Regions from separate parts of the Homo sapiens genome. Here regions 2, 3 and 4 are each linked to region 1. Evidence: chromatin loops called from intact Hi-C (ENCODE). Cell type or tissue: sigmoid colon. All regions are shown on one strand.

Region 1 (5,000 bases):
GTCTGTGTGATTGAAACTTAGGGTACAGTGTAGTCCCTATTAGTGACCACATCATATGAGAACATTCAGACTCTTGTTAGGTTCAACCAGAGGAAAGGGCAGTCATGTGACTGTAAAAGGCTAGAAAGCATTCTTTAAAAGTTAACAAAATGGCAGTCTATCGGAAGCAGTGTGCAATCACAGGATAGCAATCTATAAATACAGGAGAGCCACAAGAATTAGATGCATGGGCTGGGTGCAGTGGCTCACGCCTGTAATCCCAGCACTTTGGGAGGCCAAGGTGGGCAGGTCACCTGAGGTCAGGAGTTCGAGACCAGACTGGCCAATATGGTGAACCCCCTCTCTACCAAAAATACAAAACTTAGCTGGACGTGGTGGCAGGTGCCTGTAAACCCAGCTACTCAGGAGGCTGAGGCAAGAGAATTGCTTGAACCTGGGAGGCAGAGGTTGCAGTGAGCCTACATTGTGCCATTGCACTCCAGCCTGGGCAACAGAGAAAGACCCCATCTCAAAAACAAAAAACAAACAAACAAAAAAAGACAAAAGAATTAGGTGCACAGAGCCAGGGAGCTGGGGCCACAGAGAGGGTCTGGAACACTGCCCAGAAAAAGCCATCTGGGGAAGGGGTAGAGGCTCCTCAGCACAAGACCAAGAAATACAACCAAATCTGAGGAAAAGGGAGATCACGGGGAAAGGGGGGCTGGCAAAGGTATAAACCCATAGAGTAAAGTGTAAAGAAAAAAGAAGAGAAGCAGTGTTAGAGACCTGCTGGTCCACTGGCTTGCAGATTGGAGCCCTTAGTAGAAGAGTAAGCTTGATTGTTTTCAAGTGTAAATTACTCAAGCTGAGCTGCTGCTGCCTATCAGAGAACAGAGGACTGGCCACGACCCTGGGGAAGAACCACAGGACTTATGTCTCCCCACAGCCTTGGCTTGCCTTCTTCTCAGATTTGTATTCCTGGGTACAGGTTTACACTTCCACCCCCTCCCCAAAAGAAGACCGCCTCAGGCAGTCGTGTGCCTGCTGCTGGTCAAGATCCACCTCAAAGGCTCTTTAAGCAACCCAGTCCTCCAGGTCTTCCCAAGTCATCTATGTCTCTATGAAGTGTGAATTGATCCAGTAACTCGTAGGAGGCATGTAACTGTGGTTGGAAGACCAAACACCCTACCCTCAACGCATATCTCACCCCCACCCCTAGAAAGAGGTTCAGGAGGAGAAAGGCCTCAGTGCACACATCTAATTAAGCACTCACAGGCAGGTGTTAATTTCAAGATTTCAATATGATGTATCGTTTCAGGAAGCTGCCACTGAAGGTGATAGCCCTACCACTTAAGTTGATAGCTCTGTAAAGAGTCCATTTAGATTCTTTTTCTAGTTAGGCCTGTGGTAAAGGTAAGGGCAAGAGGGGTCTTAGACTAGAGGTAAAAAAAAGAACAAAAACACTGCATAATTATATGAAGTCCTGACTCCATTGTGGAGAGCTGGCCTTGCCAGTTGTAGTGGCTGGCAGTAGGAAAATGGCTCAAAGAAGTACAGAAACTTTTTTCAAAGGGTAGTCCTTAGGATTGCATCAGAATCGCTTGGAGTGTTTATTATAATTCACATTATAAGGCCCTGCCCAGCTTTCCAAAACCAAAATTCCTTGGATGAGGGCCCAAGAATTTAAATTTTAACAAGCTCCAGTAATGCTCCTAATACATGTTTCATTTAAAAACAACTGGTGTAAATTGTAGTATTTGAGTGATTAATGTTGGTCTTTGGGAAGTGTGTTTGTGTGTGTGTGTGTAAACTTGTTTGATCCAATAGTTCATCTGCGTTTGAAAGAATGAGAGGCAGATGGGTAACTCACAACTCAAAATGAATGGGATTTAGCTTGCCTATATCTGCCCTGAGCAATTCCGGAGGACAGGGAATGTCAAAATCTTTCCCTGCCAGTGGAGGGCATGTATGTGCAAACACAAACAGATGTGTACCTCTCTCTTTCTCTCTCTCACATGTGTGTGCACGCACACACGCAGTGTGCCTGGGTGGACTGTCCTGGCTGATGTCTTGAGCATGATTCCGTAATGGAAACTCAGACTTGCAAATAGGTCCAGCTGCCAGAAAGGATGTGAATCCCAGGCTGCTGTAAGATTGCCTGAATGTTGTCAGGGCCATTGGCATAGTGGACATTAGAGAAAGAGGTATCCTTATAGAGGAAAGCAGACTAAGCCAAGAAATAAGATTAAGAAATGCAGATGTCAGTGAATGCTCTCCCTGTGAATATTTTAACATCTGGGGTGCTTTTGTCACAGGCTAAGGGAAAAATCAAGATTTTTCTGTTTCTGTAAGAGACTCAACTCTTCAGTCGAGGATGGTGTACCTCAGGGCTTGGGGAGAGGTACTATGGAGAATGAAGGTGAGGAAGTTAGGGATGTGTGGCCACCCCAAATCCACTCCTCACTAACAAGCATCCTGGCAGAAAACACACATGTTATTATTGAGAGAGCTGTGTCCAAGAGTTCTGCAAAGCTGACAGTACCAAAGTGAAGGGCAGCCTGTAGCAGGGCTGATAGAGACGGGAGGAGACACAGCCAGACCAGTGTCAGGCAAGACAAAGACACCTCCTTCTCAACCATCACACACACAGTGAGCTGTGGTTCTCGAATTTTTACAACCATACCCACTGTATGAAATACATCTTGTATTGCACACCAATACATATATTAAAGTAAAAGTCTAATAAAATAACAGTAATCCTCACTCAGTGCAAACACACAAGATCAATATCTGATGTTTTGGAGATGACTTTTTACTAGGAAAAAAGTCTGGTTGCCAGGAAAGATGGGAATCCCAAGGCCAGAACTCCGCCTGATACCTGTTGTTCTTTACTGGTTGAATTCACTTCATTAAGATAAACGCTACTCGACTCACCTAATTAATTTCCTGAGTATACACAAACTCTATACTGGAGAAAAGAGACCTTCAAATGAAGAAGGAAAACTAGTTCATGGGTTCCATTTTACTCATATTATGTCCCTTGGGTAAACTGACTCATTTGATTAAATAATGAAAAGTTATTGACTGAAATCTGGACCAGGGGAGCTTATTCTTCCAGATGCGACACTGAGGCCCTTCCTTCCAAAATCTTCTCTAGTTTCCTCCAGCTGAATTGAATACATTCTTCTTCCTTGGACCTGGGGTTCTACCTTCTTAGTAACACTAATGTATGAATAGTTTTCAATTCGTAAAGTCTTTGTCTTTCTCACTAAATCATAAGCTCCTAGAACAGGTTTAGTGCCTTATTAATTTCTTCCTACCCAGAGTCTGGATGCTTAAGGTTGTTTGTTGACTGTTGAGTCTATTTGTGGGAAGGTTCGCTGGATTGAATTTGGTTGACTAGAACCAAAGTCTTATATGTCAAAGATGTGGGCTCATTACTGAAGGCACTCATGCTGGCTAGGAGGCAGAACAGTGATGCAGCCAGTGTCATGTGCCTAGACTGGAATCCCGTCCCTCCTTCTACTCACATTCATGTAACTTGGGCGGGTAACTTACTTGTGGAGTTTCAGAAGATACTGAGAGCAATTATCTCATAAGTTTATTGTGAGAATTAAATGCAATAATCCACAGGAAGTGTCTGGCACATAGTAAGTATTCAATAAATCTTAGGGATTATTGTTTTCACTTTCCTCTGTGGCCTCTTGTGAGAGTTAACAGCCACGATGAAAGTCAGCATGCAACAGGATATCACCACCCCAGGGTGCAAGAAAACTAGGCATGGACTTCACTTTATCAATTTGAAAGTAATTGATCTTTAGTATAGGACAATAACCTGCTGATCAACCACACTTATGGCAGCATTTTGGTGATTTCTGTCTTCAGGTTATTTGGAGATGGACTAAAACCGCACTGTCCAATACAGTCACCATTAGTCATACATAGCTATTGAGCACTTGAAATGTGGCTAGTCCAGGCAGTCACAGCGACTCACGCCTGTAATCCCAGCACTTTGGGAGGCCGAGGTGGGATGATCACGAGGTCAGGAGATCGAGACCTTCCTGGCTAACACGGCGAAACCCCATCTCTACTAAAAATACAAAAAATTAGCCAGGTGTGGTGGCAGGCGCCTGTAGTCCCAGCTATTAGGGAGGCTGAGGCAGGAGAATGGCATGAACCTGGGAGGCGGAGCTTGCAGTGAGCCAAGGTCGCGCCACTGCACTCCAGCCTGCGTGGCAGAGCGAGACTCCTTGTCAAAAAAAAAAAAAGGAAATGTGGTTAGTCCAAATTGAAACGTATTCAATGTGAGATACCCCAGAGTTTGGAGATGTAATTTTTAAAAAGAATGTAAAATTTCTTACTAATAATTTTATATTGATTACATATTGAAATAATTTACCTATAAAGGGTTAAATAAAATATTATTAAAGTCAATTTCATTAGTTACTTTTAACTTTTTAATGTAGCCATTTTACTGCATTATGTATGTGGCTTGCATTATATTCTGTAGGTCAGCAAGGGTGTCAGAGTTGGGCACATACTGTACCCTTCCATCATGTTTCAGGTGCATGGTTCTTAAAAAGCAATCATCCTCCAAAACCCCTCTATACAGTTCTCCTCCCACAGATCCAACTGCATTCCCTCTAGTATATGTTTTTCCAATCAGTGATTGGCAACTTATTCCTAGCATATTCTTATTTAAAGGTGTCTTGCTTTCCACGTGTTAGGAATAGTGCATGATCAGATTCTATTTATCATACTGATGATCCGGCTAATTGTATAGAATACAGTCAATAAATGGTTGAAAATATTGTTTTTGTACTTCATTCAACAGGTAAGTAAATAATAAGTAATAAGCATCAAATAAGAGCAAGCACCATGTTTGATGCTATGCTATGGGTAATGCAGTGATGAATATAAGGCAGTGTTGCTTTCAAATAGCTTAGCATACATAATATAACCTAAGTTTTGCTCTTTGCTATGCCATCCCCACATATCTCTTGAATCCCTTTCTAGCAGTT
Region 2 (5,000 bases), 1.7 Mb before region 1:
TCATGGACATCCACTCATCCTCCTGTTATGACTCCAATGTGATCTTCTCTTGCTCAGCCCTGACTGACTTCCCTGGACAGAGCTGGCCTCCCGCTCCTCTGAATCCCCCTGCACTGTCTCACTGTTTCACATCACTTTGCACATCCCCACCAAGGTGTTCTGCTGGCTTCTCTCCCAGTGGACTCTCAACTCTGCAGGAAGTAGGGACCACCTTGGAAAATGCCCAGCACCTAGGTCAGTGCTTGCCACAAGTAGGTGCTCAATGAATGTGGGTTGAGTTATTTGAAAAATGTTTTTTAGGTTTGGTGCAGTGGCTCACGCCTGTAATCCTAGCACTTTGGAAGACCAAGGCAAGAGGCTAGCTTGAGCTGGGGAGGTCTAGCTCAAGGGCAGGGCAAGGCTAGCCAGGGCAACAGAGTGAGACCTAACCTCTGATTTTGGAAAGCAATGACATTCTTGACATTCCTGAGTTCCTGACCTCACCTCTACAAAAAATAATAAAAAAAAACATTAAAAATAAAAGTTTTTAAAATGTAAAACTGTATACATGCTCAGCAGAAAAACTGAAACAATACAGAATGTATAACATAGAAAGTGAAAAGTTCCCTGGCATCCTTGTGCATTTATATGTCTAGGTGCACACACACTCTTACACACACACACGCACACACACGTGTGCACACACATGCACATGTGTACACACACGCACAAGTGCACACACGTGCATGCACACACACGCCCAGGTGCGCACACACCCACACGCACACACACAGCACGCACACGTGCGCGCACACGCGCACACACACGCACGCGCAGACCTGCACATGCACCCAGACGTGCACGCACATGCACACACCCACACACACGCACGCACACACGCACACACACGCTTTTTAAAAAACAGAAATGGCTCGGAAAGCGCATGTTGTTTTTAACTCTTGAAGTCATCAAGATGTTAGAAAAATCTTTCCATGTCAATACTTGCACGTGTGCATACTTCTTACCAAGCATATAGTATTCATTTTCATATTAATGAGGCTAAAACTGTAGCCACAATGTGTTCTAGAATCGCAAAGGGTCCAGAGGTCACCAGGGAATAGCCAGAGAAAACTCGAGAAGATGGGATTTGAGTTTGTCCCAGAAGGATGGTGAGAATATGGATTTTTGGAGAGGGGCAAGGTGTGAGTGGGGGCAAGTAGCTTCCCAAATGGAGGCAGTAAAGGGAAAGTCATGAGTAGTGCATTTGGGGTGGCAAGTAGATGGCAGCCCATGTTAGAAGGTTAGCAGTGAGCAGCAGTGAGATATCAGGTGTGAAGATAAATTGGGCATGAATTGAAGGGGATAAATTGGATGCTTGAGGGTTTGGATTTATCATGCAGATGATGGTGGTGGAATAAGGGATGGCCTGATGAAATAGTGAGTCAGGAATTTTGTTCCGTAGTTCTTGATGTGCAGTGTGGACTGGGAAAGAAGAAAATAGAGACAGAAAGCTCAGGCTGAAGCCTCTGGTGTTACTCAGCGGTGACAGGGAAGAGAGAAAGGGGAGGTCATGAATTTTTGTTGAACTCCAGCTCTGTGCCCTTACAGTGTAGACAACTCACCTTATTATGCCAGTCCCTCCTCCCACCGACACGGTGAGAAGGCTGTTACCAGTAACATCTTACAGATGAGGATGCAGAAGAGGCTCAGATCCCTGTGTATATGGCCTGAAGTCAATGGTTTTGAACTTGGAGTCCACATCTGTTTAGCTTCAAAGCTTGCGGTCTTTTCACTCTGCTATGCTGTCCTGTGGGCTGGTGAGGAACTGTGGAAAGCAGTGGAAGAGAAGAAGGGAGAGATGAGGATGATGGTATCAAAGTCGAGGGCATGTGGGGACTCACAAAAGGAGGATTTAGAGTGGCCCAAGGGTTCATGAGGGACCCATAGTGGAGACTCTTTGACTAAAACATTCTGCCTTTGAAATTCTCCTTACCAGGACTCTATATTTTGGTGTCATGCTTTTGAAAGCAGTGACTTCTGGAGGGAGTTTTATTGATCTAATCACTCAAGATACAGGCTCTCGAAAAATCTATTTTATACCCCCTGCCCTCTCCCACCCACCCAAATTATACTACATTTTCCTCTTTATGACACTCTCTATGAAAATTCCTCGCTTCTAGTGCCACAGACCGAAATACGACATTTGCTCTAACAGCATTTTACTTGAAATTGTGTTTGGCAAAATGTCTCTTTGCGGTGCCTGGAGTTATCCCGGTCTTTTGAGGAAGGCACGAGAATGACAGGCTCATGGACATGCATTCGGAAGTAGGAAATGGTTAGGGTCCTCCTCCCTGCTCCCTTAACCTGGAACAAAATCTCCAATAACATTTAAAGCCGAAGGATCATCTCCAGCACTTCATTTCACTGAACTTCTTTTGTTCAACTTTGCCTGCATCTAGCGTTCACACCTCTAGAGGGCACTGTTTGCCTTGAAATGAAAGTTCTTTAAGTTTCAATCACCTTTTCCCTCTGGGGTCTATTGTTTTTGCTCTACAGTACTTCGTTTTCTTCCAGAAGGGTTTTCTTTCCTTTTGTGCCCGTGTATTTGTGGGAGCGTGCGTTTCTCCTTTAAAAGTGAATTTAGTGCGTATGAACATGGCAGATAATTACTCTGACCAAAGCCTCTCATGTCTGGGCAGGTCTTTTGAAAGCTTTCTTCTCCCATACATTCTTCCGGTGCCCCTCAGTCTGACCCAGGGTGCACCTCCCCCAACCCCAATTATTTCAGTCTGGGGGTCACCGTCACAGCTCTGCCAATGCATCTCAATCCTGCCTCACAGCTGCCTGGGCTGCTTCAGCCAGGGCTCCCTACTCAGGGCAACTGAGCCTTGATTTATGACATCCCTTTCCACAGGTCATGGTCTCTCCTCAGGCAAGACTGCTGATCATGCCACATTTTCAGATTGGCTCTGCACTGCAAACTAATGTCTGGAAGGACAATAATTTGGCCCTGAAACCCATTTCAACTGTGACCTCCCTCATTCAGTCTGCTCTCTGAACATGAAGGACACCAGGGTGCCCCTTTATGCAGAGAAGGTGGGTGGGTAAGTATTGCTTCCTACTGCCTCTGTGAAATGTAGACACACACACGCACACACTCCTCAGGCCTCATGTCTGTGCAGTGTAGAAGCACTTCAGGAGCTCTGAGCCTAGTTGAGGGTCAGGGCCCACCTGAGCATCCCTATTCTTTCTCCACTCTGTTCCAAGGGCCTAGCAGTTCTCACTTTTCATGCTGCACACACAAGGGATGAAAGCATGTGTCCTCAGGGGTGGAAATTAACATCAGTGCGTGCTGGGGAGGGTGTAGTTCAGGACCAGAGAGGTGGATGGATGTGGAGGTACCAGGTGGAATTACCAGGCATTCCTCAGTGAGATAGAGGGGACCCATGGAATGGCTTTAGGAGGAGATGGAAATAACCATTAACTTGACTGTGATCTCATGTGGAGAGGGCTTCAGCAGCCATCAGTGAGGGCATCCTCTGAGCAACAGCATGTGAAGCTGCAGAATTTATTTTTGTGGACTTCTTTCACCTTCCTCTTGTTTTTCCTTCCCTCCACAATGTTCTCCTCTCTTCTGGGTACTCTGTCCCACTCTGCCAAGAGGAAGTCCTGTAATCATAGGATGCCAATGCTAGAAGGGATCACTTTGTCTAGACAAAGATCATTTTGTCTTAATATCTCCATTTTAGAGTTGAAGAATAGGAACTCATCCGCACTGAGGATGTAATGATGATAATTATAGTAATAATGTAGCTATGCTTTTTAATGCTCTGGACACAGTTTTAAATGTATGAATGCATTTAATCCTTAGGATAATCCTGATAATATTATGACATCGTTTCATAAATTTGAAAACTCATGTACAGAGCAGTTACTTTTTCTAAGTTAACAGAGTTAGTGAGTGGCAGAGCAGAGTCCAATCTAAGCTGTCAGGCTCTACATGTCATATTTAAGTATATATGCTCAAAAAGTGCATGATTCATTGATTGTGTACTATGTGTCAGGTACTTTACATGTATTATCTAAAATTTTTGTTAAAACTGTGCTGTAAATCTAATATTCCCATTATATAGATAAATAATTTAATTCTTAGAAATATTAAATAACTTGCCGCTAGCCATATAGCCCATAGGTGGCCAAGCTGGGATTTGAACTGGGTGTGTTAGGCTCCAAAGTCTGGGTTTGTTTCCTTTATTACATGGTTCACTCAAGTGACTTAATGCTATTCCAGGAATATTTGCATGTTAAGAACAAGACAGGAGGAAAAGACTACACTTAACCAGGAACATTATTCTGGGCTAGAGATTGCAGAAATAAAGGAGTTAGGGAACATTAAACCATGTTGGTACTTTGTAAAACATACAAACATCCTTAGACACGTGTCTGCTCAGCACTGCTTTGCAGAGGAAACACAGAGTGTTGGGGAGCACACTGGACATACAGGCAGAAAAGCTGGGTTTGGCAAAGCGCTCCACCAGCTGTGGGCAATTTTGTACCACTATACTTAACTCCTATGGGACTCAACTTCCTCATCTGTAAAATGGAAATGATAAGGCCAGCTCTAACATTTTCATAATAATATTGTAAATTATAAAGCCAATACATACTATTTATTTCTATTTCTTGTGAACTGGGAATTGAGACCTACAGCCCACAAGAGGTCAGCAGTCTCCCCTCTACTCAATGTGAGGAGGAGGAGGATTGAAGGTCAGGACAATGCGGAGAGTCTTTTTTTTTTGGCCATAATGGGCAGCCAGTTGACTCAGGCCTTATGAGTGGGCTGGCTAGGGCAGACATTATCTGCTGTCATCCAAGCACTCCTCTCCAGCTTTAGAACAGAACAGCACAGGAGTCATTGCTTTGCCCCAACTCTGGACAAGGAGGAAGGAGGAGAAGATGGCCCATTAGGTGATAAAGGGAGACTATGGGAGGCATGCACCCCTCTACCTTCCAGAAATGAA
Region 3 (5,000 bases), 240 kb before region 1:
AAGAAGCCATCCTACTACCTCAGCATGAAACATGTTGTGAGAGGGTAAAGTAGTATGCTGTGGGTCAGAATTACTAGGGAAGTTCTGAGCCATGTCAGCCTAGTTTCCCACCCTCCATGTGGAACAAGAAGCATTACAAGCCCGGAACAGACCAACTGGTCAGCGATTCACCCCTTTCTTGAGAAACATTGCCTGGAAACCAGTTTGAAGTGATATGGTCAGGCTTTGGTCAAGTGACTAAACAACTGGCCATCACTTAAGTCCTCAAAAAATACAAGGTCTCAATCAAGTACTGCTCTCTCTGTGAGATGGCTGCCCAAACCTCCTCTAAACAGAACCTTTGTTTTTATAGGATACCCAGCAAAGGAACAGCTGTATAGGATGACCTGTAGGGAAGAAAAATGGGGAGAAAAGAAAATTCCTTCATGCTTTCCCCTCCAGCTCCCTCTATCATCCTAATCCTTACCATCTCATGCAGACTTGTTGAACTAGTTTCAATGTGGAGATCCCAGTTTTCTTTTACCATTTTACGTCTTGCTTACTGAACTCAGAATTCTTTATGGATTGGCATACGGAGGAAGCTAGCCTCCTCCTAATGGACTCTCCCAGGACAACTGTCTCCAAAATGATTGCATTAATATGGCATGCCCAAATGGTGGCCTGCCTGATGATGATCTGCCTCCCTTTTCCTACACCTCTCTGACTAATTTTCTCTCTGTTATTGTTCATCTGTTTAGGTGGATACCCTTCGCCATGTTATCAGCCAGACAGGAGGATACAGTGATGGACTCGCAGCCAGTCAGATGTACAGTCCGCAGGGCATCAGTGTAAGAAAACAAGCCCCCCCACCCCCTGCTTTGTTTTTATTCTTTCACTACCAATTATTTCAAAGCCATAGGGCCCAGAATGCCACTTAGTAGGGCTTATCTTAGCTTTACGGTCACCTAGTTTCTTGTTTCTGTATCGGTCATGCCATCGGCAGCATTCTACCCACAAAAAAAGTGGCGATTGGGCAGGCTTCATGCAGGCAGCTGGCGTCTAGGGCTGTCAGACGCAATCAGTGTTTGCATGGCACCTGCGGCCACATGCGTTCAGCTAGAGGAGCTGCTAAACAGGTGACACCTAGTACAACAGTGGTAGGAAATGTGACCACAAGCTGGGGCCTGGGAACCTGGGAGGTGAAACCAGTAGCCAAAATCCATTGCATCCACGTCTGTGGTCTGAAAAAAAAAATACTTTTTTTCAATCTGTCTATGGACGATTAAAAAGAAAATTAACACAGAAGCTGGGTATGTAGAAGGGATGGGGAGGGATGCAGACCATCTTCTACTTGTTCTTGGGTACGCTGGCGGCTCCTGACTAGCATGAAAATTCATAGCGACAAGCTATGTCGCACAGAGTGAAATCGATCAGACAGACACAAGGAGAACCGAGTGTAGATTTGGGACAGCAATCCAACTTGATTTCTCAGATCAATCGTCTGCTTTCTCAGCAGCGGTGACAGCAAGCTGGGACAAGAGGGCAGCCTGGAAAAGGAGGCTGTTTTTTAGATCAGGGATGATTCCTGGGCTTTTAGAGGTCACAGGAGGCTTGAGTAGAACTATTGGCTCTTAACTATTGAAGAAAGGTTTGGGTGGTGGGTAGTGATCATTTTTTATTGTTTGTTTCTGTTGCTATGATTAAAGTGAATGAGGGATCGAAGGAAGAAGAGTTAGGCATGATTTATTAATGTAATCTATACTAATGGAGATATAATGTCTGCAGTGAAGGAGGTGATGACCTCTTCAACTGCGTTGGTCAAGTCATACATGATTCTGTCTGGTTTGGGAGGATTAAGAGAATATCAGTTATTTCTCAGATCAGATGAGGAATGATTGAACACATTAGGAATTCTTACCTCATAAAAGAGAAAATTTGGGGGTTACATAGTAGTGTAAGGCATGCTAACACTATTAGATTCATCATGAATGATCTAAAGGGGTTAGGATAGGATAGGACTACTAAGTAGTGGATTCAGAGAAACAGGTTTCACTTCAACATCTGATGGACCTTTCTCACAGTAAGAGTCCTCCAAAGAAGGGGTTGGCTGCCCTTAAGTGTTCCCCATCATTGGAAAATTCAAACATGGCTTGGCTAGCTGCTTGGTAAGGATGTTGCAGAAGGAAGTCAGGCAGCAGATTTTGATTGTCTTGATGACTTTTAAGGCCACTTACATTAGGGAGTCTTTATTTTCTACCTTTTTCAGGCAGAATCTCCTCTTGAGTTTACACAATATTTATCAAGTCTTCTCTGGAATGGAAGGAGAGAAGTCAAAGTTAACCCTGTTAAACATATTCTAGACAATCATTTTACTTTCTTGGAAGGATTTTTAGGACAGAGAGATTCTTCCCATCTTGTGCTTGTTCTAACTACATTAACTATTAGTACTGCATTGATGGCTGACTTACTGGGAAGACTGCTTGGAAAAATACAAGAAGCCATTGTGGGAAAGTGTATTCTCCAAAAGAATTCCAAATGAATGAAGTTGTTTGGATTTTGTCTGAGTGCAGGTTTATACACACATGCATTTATGTATTTCCTGAATCTTTTTGGGATATAAGTTTTTCCAGAGAAAGCTTTGCTCTGTGCATAAGCAGAAGAGAAGAACATGAGGAAAGCACAAGAGTGTAGGGACAAGAACCTGGCCATACTCAAAAGGAACTGAAGGAAGTCCACATGACTGGGCAGGAAATGGGGCTGACACTGCTGTTATTTGGCGTCTTTCTTTCCTAATTGGGCAGCATAGAAGAGAGAGAGCAGCAGTCAGACTCTGGGGGGTGGGGGGGGGGGTCAACACTGACCCCTCTGACATCATCTGGTGGGCTGGGAATAATTTCTGAAATAGTGTAACCAAACATGTGCAGACAATTATGTCTGATGACATAAGCCCACCACAAAAACTGGGCCTGAAAATGCCACTTGAAAGAGTCTCTCACTTTGCATTAATTTTTTTTTCCATGAACTGTGGTTATTTTATTTCTGGGTCTTTAATATGCAGGGTAAATGAATCAAAGGCTGATCGTGATATGTTCTTTTGATATCAGTTTTAAATTGTGCCACCTGCAGGAGGCTAAGCTTGTTATAGTGAGATGTATTTTTAGATGGTGGTATTCGATGCTAAGACATGTGTGTATAGAGCAGGACAATGACTGCCAGCAGGAGAGAGAGAGGAGGGGAGACAAGAAGAGACAAGGACAGGAATGAAAGCTTTGAGCCAAGAAATGAAAATAAACAGTTCCTAACCCCAAAGCTGCAGTGGAATTCCCAGCTGGGCTCTGGATTGTGTTTGATTCGGTGGAGGACATTTTCTGGGCAGCGTTTATCTGCTCCCCTGGCTGGGCTTTCACAGCACCCATATCTTATCCAAGCAGCATCTATTTTAAGCCCTGTAAAGTTCAGACCATTTGCCTTTAACTGACCACACAGCAGTAGAATTGCAAGGTGCGGTGGTAGGAGTATTATAAAGGGAGTTGGGAGCTGCTAGTCCTAGTAACTCATGTGCCCGTGGGCAAATATTGAATCTCTCTTCTAGAAAATGGGGACAGTAATTCCCACCCTTTATACTTACTTCAAGGACTGGCTTAGGGCAAATGAGAAAATAAGTCGGAAAGGGATTGGCAAAGCATAAATTATTCCACATGAATGCAGTATGAAATTTTGTAAGTGATAACTTTCTGATTTGACCTTTTTTCTCCTCTGATGTGAGCAGTTTTCTCAGTAGGTAGTTCCTAGTGAGGATAGGTTAGGACACATTTGTCACTTTTTTTTCTCTTCTGATGGAAAGGTGTGCTTTTGAGATGGATATAGTGTTATGCAAGGCCTAAAGACCCCCTTCCTTAGCCATGGTGAGAGTTAAATTATACCTCCTTAAGTACTTTGTGTTCTCATGTGACAATGGGCAATACTTACTAAGCTTAGAGTGGCTCTAAGTAATGGAGGGAGATTACTCCACTTCTCTGTCAATCAGACATACTTAAAGATCACTTAGCTATCACATTCTTTCCTATCCATTCTCACTGCCACCATCCTAGTTCTAGAAATAGTTCATTAACTAGACTATTGCCATAACTTCCTAATCACTGTTGCTGTCTTTAATTCCTCCTCTCTCCCACACACCCTCTGAATTTTGTCATTCGTTGCTCAGAAATCTATTGCCTACCCAAGCAAGCTCAAACCCTGAGTACGACATTCAGGGTCTCTTACATCTGGGCCCAGCCTTCCTGTCCTTCTACCTCATCCTCCTGTCATCAAAATAAACTCTGGATGCCATTCAGTATGGCCAGCTCATCTTTACCTCATTACCCATTTTTCCCCTTACATTTACTCATGTATGCCATCTACACAAATGTCCTTTCATTCCCACATCACCTCTCCATCCCACCCCACTATCCAAATCACACTGAGTCTCAAGCCCAGCTCCTCCTTCGTGTCTTTCTTCTTCTTAGTCCTTCTCCCCCTCTTCTCTCTACTTTATCACAGACACACATTTTCTTTGCACTGTACATACATGCGCAGAAATTACCTCTGTGTCTTTCACTTCTGCCCATGTGTATGGTCCTAAAAATGCATGTTCTAGTTGCTCAAAACATGTTCGTTGAATGAATAAATCAGGGAGGGGAAGAAAAGATGCTACTAAATTAAAAATTCATTTTAATGACCAATAGCCACATCTAGTGTACCAGCTATAAAGTATCTGATGAGAATTACTACTTTAAATGCTTATCCACAATTATACTGTCTTTAAGATCCAAAAATATCCTTAAGTCTTTCTTTTTGGAAAAAGTTTTTCAAACTTTCCGGCTGATGTATATTCTCTGAGAATAAGATTCAAATCAGCAGTAAGTGTGTGAATTTATATGGTGATGATATTGCAGACATAATTATCCTCAGCAGTAGGATCATTCTTATTATGAATTTTGTAAAATTTCTTTCACTCCTCCTATCCTTAAAGAGTCCCTGTG
Region 4 (5,000 bases), 110 kb before region 1:
TTGCATACTAATTTTGCCACAGAAAGCTCTTCACCAGTTAGCATATCCAGGAGTTCTAGATGGGCCAACTGGTGGGATCTGTGGGTAGGTGGGCCTGGTGTTGGGGTCTATGGGCAGGTATGTCTTCTGCCAATGTCCATGGGTAGGCAGGCATGGTGTCAAGATCTATGAGGGTAGACCTGGTGCTGAGATCCAGTGGGGTGGTCCTGGTGCTGAAGTCTGCAGCAAAGTCAGACATTCCCTTTATTACTTCTTTCCCCACAGGAGAACTGGTGGGCTGAGGGGACCTCTTTTGGTGCTGTGCTGTGCAGTGCAGGCTTTGGGGAGGGGCAAAGAGGATAAAGTAACACTGTTCTTCTAACTTTCTCCAGGGCATCTTTTGTGGTTTCTGGGTTCTACTTCAGCGTTATAACCTTTCACCTGGGTTACAGAACTCTCATTATCATATTTTTGGTCCATGGATAATTGTTAAATCAGTGTTTCTATGGGGAGATGAGGTCTGGAATCTCCTGTTCCACCATCTTGATGTCATCACTCCCACCACTATTTTTAATACTCTAGTCTGGACACTACTTAAGTGCCTGTTAACAACAGAATGGGTAAATACATTGTTATTTATTCATACGACATGCTAATGCCAAACAATTTATAATTATATATAAAAATATAGATGAATATTACAAATATAAGATTGAGAACAAAAAGGCCAGAAACAAAAAAGAATACAAACAGTATGATCCCTGTTATATAAAGTATAAGGGAAACATTACTCTCTAGTATTAGACATCAGGAGAGTGGTTGCACTTGGGGCAAGGTAATAAATAGAAAGGAACAGAGGAGATTTTTCTGAGGTGCTAGTAATGTTCTGTTTGTTGATCTAGGTGCTGGTAACATGATGTATTCAGTTTATAAAAACTTATCTAGCTCTGTTTTATGTACACTGTTCATTCAGTGGCTCTCCCTGTCTACCCTTCCCTGACATAAACATTCCATCCTGAGGCCAGTGTACCAATGGCATTACTACAAGTCTTACTCTTATCCTGCTTCTGCTCAGCCTAGACAGCAGACATTTGTCCTGTGTCGATTCTTTCAAATCCTGCTCTTGGATATAACTAATCTAACAAATTACTATGAGTTGAAGAGTTAAGAACTGATAATGACTAACTATGAAATGTGTCTTTTTTCCCCCCAGATGACAATGTTACTTTAATTTTGAACTTTTCTGTCTTAAACTTTAGAAAAGAAAAATGGGAACATGGCTTGTTGTTGGCTGGCCACTAGGGGATATGTTTTTGGGAAGGTAGCTGTGGCTGGCGTTCTTCAAATCATAAGACCCAGGCAACTAATCATTCATAAGCCTGTCTTGACCATTTTGTGAATTCTCTAGGGCTCTCTTCACAGTTTAAAAAAGGTTATTAGATCTTTTTTGTCTTAATGATGATTACAACTTCTAAATCATATTCTTGTTTATTTCTTCAAAGCCTCTTGTTGAAATTACACTGACTTAATAAACTGGAGATTCTATTTGGTTTAAGCATGAAACATTTGCAGCTCAGAAACTGAGAGAAGAACTGGTTTTCATCAAGTTCTCCACCCTAGTCCAAATGGCAGAGGGACATGTTTTGACCAGTTCCCATTTGACGTTTCTGAGTAATCAACAAATCAGACAAACCAGAAGGGTTTATTAGCACTTTGTTCTTTGAGGCAGAGTGGTGAATAAATGCCTTTTTCTCTTTGGAAAGAAATCTTACTAGTAACCATAGCAATAATAATTCCATCTCCAAGTGAAAATTATTATTGTTATCTTCGTTGGCAGCCCCAGTTTCTTTCCTGTCAGAAGTAGACAGAAGGCAGACACTGTCTTGAAGTCTATAAAAGGCTCACCTAAGCAGGATGGGGAGCAGCTGTTTTCTCTCTCAGCTGAGAACAGAACAAGAGAATAATGGCTTAACCGTAGAATGAGGGGCTTAAGCTAGATATGAGGAAGTGGTTCCTGGCGGCGTGCTGGATAGGTTGTCATGGGAGTTTACAGAATCCTTTTCTTTAGAAGCCTTTAAAAATAGCTTAGATAATCTGTTCATGGAATGGCAGATGTATATTCTGCTTTGCCTGTGTCCACTGCACATTTAATACACTCTTGTATGTACAGCCATGTCTTTACTAGACTCTGAAAGCAAAGGCTACTGAGCAGGGCTCTTGTCCACCAGTACCAGACATATATCATGGGCTCTGGAAATGTGAAGGAATGAGTAAAGCTGAGAGTTTGGATACAATGATTTAGCAATGATCAATTATAGCCTACTAGTTTGTGGCTAGTTAAATATTGGCCCTATGGTTATTGTCCTACAATCATTTAATAAAACAAAATTTAACCAGATGACACTATTTGGCTGAAACTCTCTTTGAAGAGTTCATTGAATCCAACTCCCTTCTTCTAGGTTGTTGACTTTGTCCGTTTGATGATTCTACACTAGCTCTTGAGTAAAAATTAAATGTTCTCTGAAGTGGTGGTTGTATCCTTCAAAAATTTATTCAAATACATGGGGAAAATACATTTACAGGAAGAACTTTAACCAGAGTTAAATCTGAGCATTCCTTCTTCCAGTGCAACTAATTCTGCCTCATCAGAGGCATGTGCTAGAAAGAGCTTTCATTTAAAAAGTAATGGTCAGAATCCTGCTCAGTTCTTCAGCAGCCGTATTTTACCTCAGAGTTGACATTTATATGCCAGCAACTCATTTGTTACAAATTCTAATTGCAGAGCAACAACCCAAAAAAAGGCAGTGCAAAGGCAAAAAGAAAAAACTCTTAGAAACCCTTTGAGAGCCCATCTAATTAAAAATGCAAATTAAGAAAGAAACCTAAAGTCGTAGTCCTGTTCGGTCTTTTCAAAGGCACCAATTACCAGTGACTCATTGGGAAAGAGACTGACTTTAATTTTAAAACAAATTTCTCAACAATATCCCATTGGCAGAAAATTAAAATGACTACCAGCTTAGTAGAACAATTAGCACTACAACCTTTGTTACCCAAACTTTACTCATTCTTGTTTTTCTGTTTCTTTAGAAACCGCTAATGTAGACCATTTTCCACTGAATTTTTCTGAAGTCCTAAGAACATTTTGTTTCTCAGTGATAAGCAATCTCATCTTTAAACTAATCCACTCCTTCCCATGAAACCATATTGAGGTACATTCCAGAAAAGAACAAACTTCTTGAAAGAATCTAAAAGAATACTTTAGGAGGCAAGATAGGGGAGGATGTTACTGCAGAATGAAGGCCCTCAGACAGGAGATATGGACTACTGAAGGATTCTTGCTAGGCCTGGGTCTGGCCATCTGTTACTGTGAATACATATCATATGTCAGGGCCTTCATTGTTGTTTTGCCTTAGGTATTAATTTATAACTTATGCATTACACTTTTTATTATCATGAGAAGTAACATGAGTTGTGGAATCGAATTTTTTTTAAAGTCTTAGAACTAGAAGAGAAGTAATATATAACAGATTATCTAGGCCAATCTATTTAGTGTTGGGCCCGCTTAATATGAATTAGATGTATGTATCAGTCAGGGTCCAACCAGAAGATAGAAACCACACAATAAAGTGAACAAGGAAATGTAATATAAAGAATTAACTATAATAGTAGATTGAAGTAACAGGGGATTGGCGAGTAAGAGGTAAAGAGAGTCTAAAGAATATAGGGTAGCAGATAAAAGGAGCAGTCACTACCCCCAGAACTCATATAAAGTGTTCCAGAAAGACTCCCTTCTCTCTTCCTTCCAACCTGAGATCCAGATAGGGCATAGCTGTGGCTCACTAGATAATAAAGAATTAACTAAGGTGTCAAACAGGTGGACTTTGCTAGGAATTCATCCTGTGGAGTGCTAGGGGAAGCTGTCACTAGTCAGGCACTGCACCTGAGAACTTGCTGAACAATCCCATAAAGGATCAGCCAGGGAATGTTATGATGAGGAGGTTCCTTGCCAATGCACTCCATTGCAGACACCTAAGGGGGTGAAGCAGGGAAGCTGCTGGCCACTAGACCTGCTGCAGAAGCCAGGCATTGGGGAAACTGGCACTGCAGGAGCCAGGCGCTGGAGAAGCTGCCTGGGCTGCAGGCTCTGGGGACTAAGGAAGCTGTGCACCCTGTGGAAGATAGGTGCTGGGGAAGCTGTGCATGCAGCAGGAACTTTGCCCTGGGGAAGACACTTACACTGCAGGAGTAGAGCACTGTGGAAGTTGCAAATGTTGCAGGACATTGGCAAGAAAGCACAAAGGAACCAGGAAGGAAAACTCCATTGTCTATCAGTGTCCTTCTAGCATCCTCTACTGACAAAGTTTGACATTGTGCCTGCTGGCAAAAGAAATATTTAAAGGACCCATCTCCATTTTTTACAGAGCAGGCAATAAAATTTGGATTTAAAACCGAAAAGCAATACATTGATATTGGCACAGTGCCTATATTATATGGACACACATTTTGCATACATTACTAAATTTATTCCCTATAATATATCTAAAAAGTAAATATCATCATGTACAAGATAGAGAGGTTCCAGTGTTAAAAAAAAGAGTCACTGAGCTAGTAAGCAGCAGAATGAAGATTCAAATTCAGTTTTGGGCAACACCGAGCCTATCCATTGTCTTTCTGTACTACGTTTTCTCCAGTGATGCCTAGATGTCTTGGAAAAGTGGTGGCCTAGCGGGACAAACTTAGGGAGGGCCTGAGTATGAGGAGTATGAAATGGGGATGGGAGGGATTCTAAAAGGCTGGGCTGTGGTGGGAATGGGATTGTATTGCTGTGAGTTGTGGAGCCTGGGAAAATCTGAAAGGCAGAGTCTGGAGCAAAACTGAGATTAGAACTAAAACACAAGTCCACACGGGCTAGGCAAAAATACTGAGATTAGGTTTAAGGCAGTAGGATGAAACTGGGGTCAGGGACACACCAAAGCAAAGAAAGTAAGTCCCAAGCACAGGCCACCAATTCCTTGAGATGA

The links. Peaks named below come from ENCODE experiments on the same cell type or tissue, not always from the same donor. Only the 100,000 strongest peaks of a DNase experiment are listed, where the experiment ranks them.
Region 2: a loop joins it to region 1, with 2.4 times the contacts of the local background. A loop is called at or near these places in 47 of 110 quality-filtered maps.
Region 3: it touches region 1 in a loop (3-fold over the local background); 8 of 110 quality-filtered maps call a loop at or near these places.
Region 4: a loop joins it to region 1, with 7 times the contacts of the local background. A loop is called at or near these places in 5 of 110 quality-filtered maps.

The regions. Positions count from the first base shown.
Region 1 is chr1:165,061,720-165,066,719 of GRCh38, forward strand. No RefSeq gene overlaps it. Among named protein-coding and RNA genes, the nearest start is that of LMX1A-AS2, 140 kb to the right of the region's middle. In sigmoid colon, no CTCF peak of the experiment used is centred here; a DNase peak (open chromatin) is centred at 2,052.
Region 2 is chr1:163,407,710-163,412,709 of GRCh38, forward strand. No RefSeq gene overlaps it. Among named protein-coding and RNA genes, the nearest start is that of NUF2, 88 kb to the left of the region's middle. In sigmoid colon, a CTCF peak has its summit at 2,453 (motif pointing right); a DNase peak (open chromatin) is centred at 2,449.
Region 3 is chr1:164,820,800-164,825,799 of GRCh38, forward strand. It overlaps PBX1 (PBX homeobox 1), which reads left to right. Exons shown (of 9, transcript NM_002585.4): 8 at 738-827. Among named protein-coding and RNA genes, the nearest start is that of PBX1-AS1, 49 kb to the left of the region's middle. In sigmoid colon, a CTCF peak has its summit at 3,092 (motif pointing left); a DNase peak (open chromatin) is centred at 3,322; H3K27ac peaks cover 227 bases.
Region 4 is chr1:164,948,979-164,953,978 of GRCh38, forward strand. No RefSeq gene overlaps it. Among named protein-coding and RNA genes, the nearest start is that of PBX1-AS1, 180 kb to the left of the region's middle. In sigmoid colon, no CTCF peak of the experiment used is centred here; DNase peaks (open chromatin) are centred at 1,015, 1,303 and 1,893.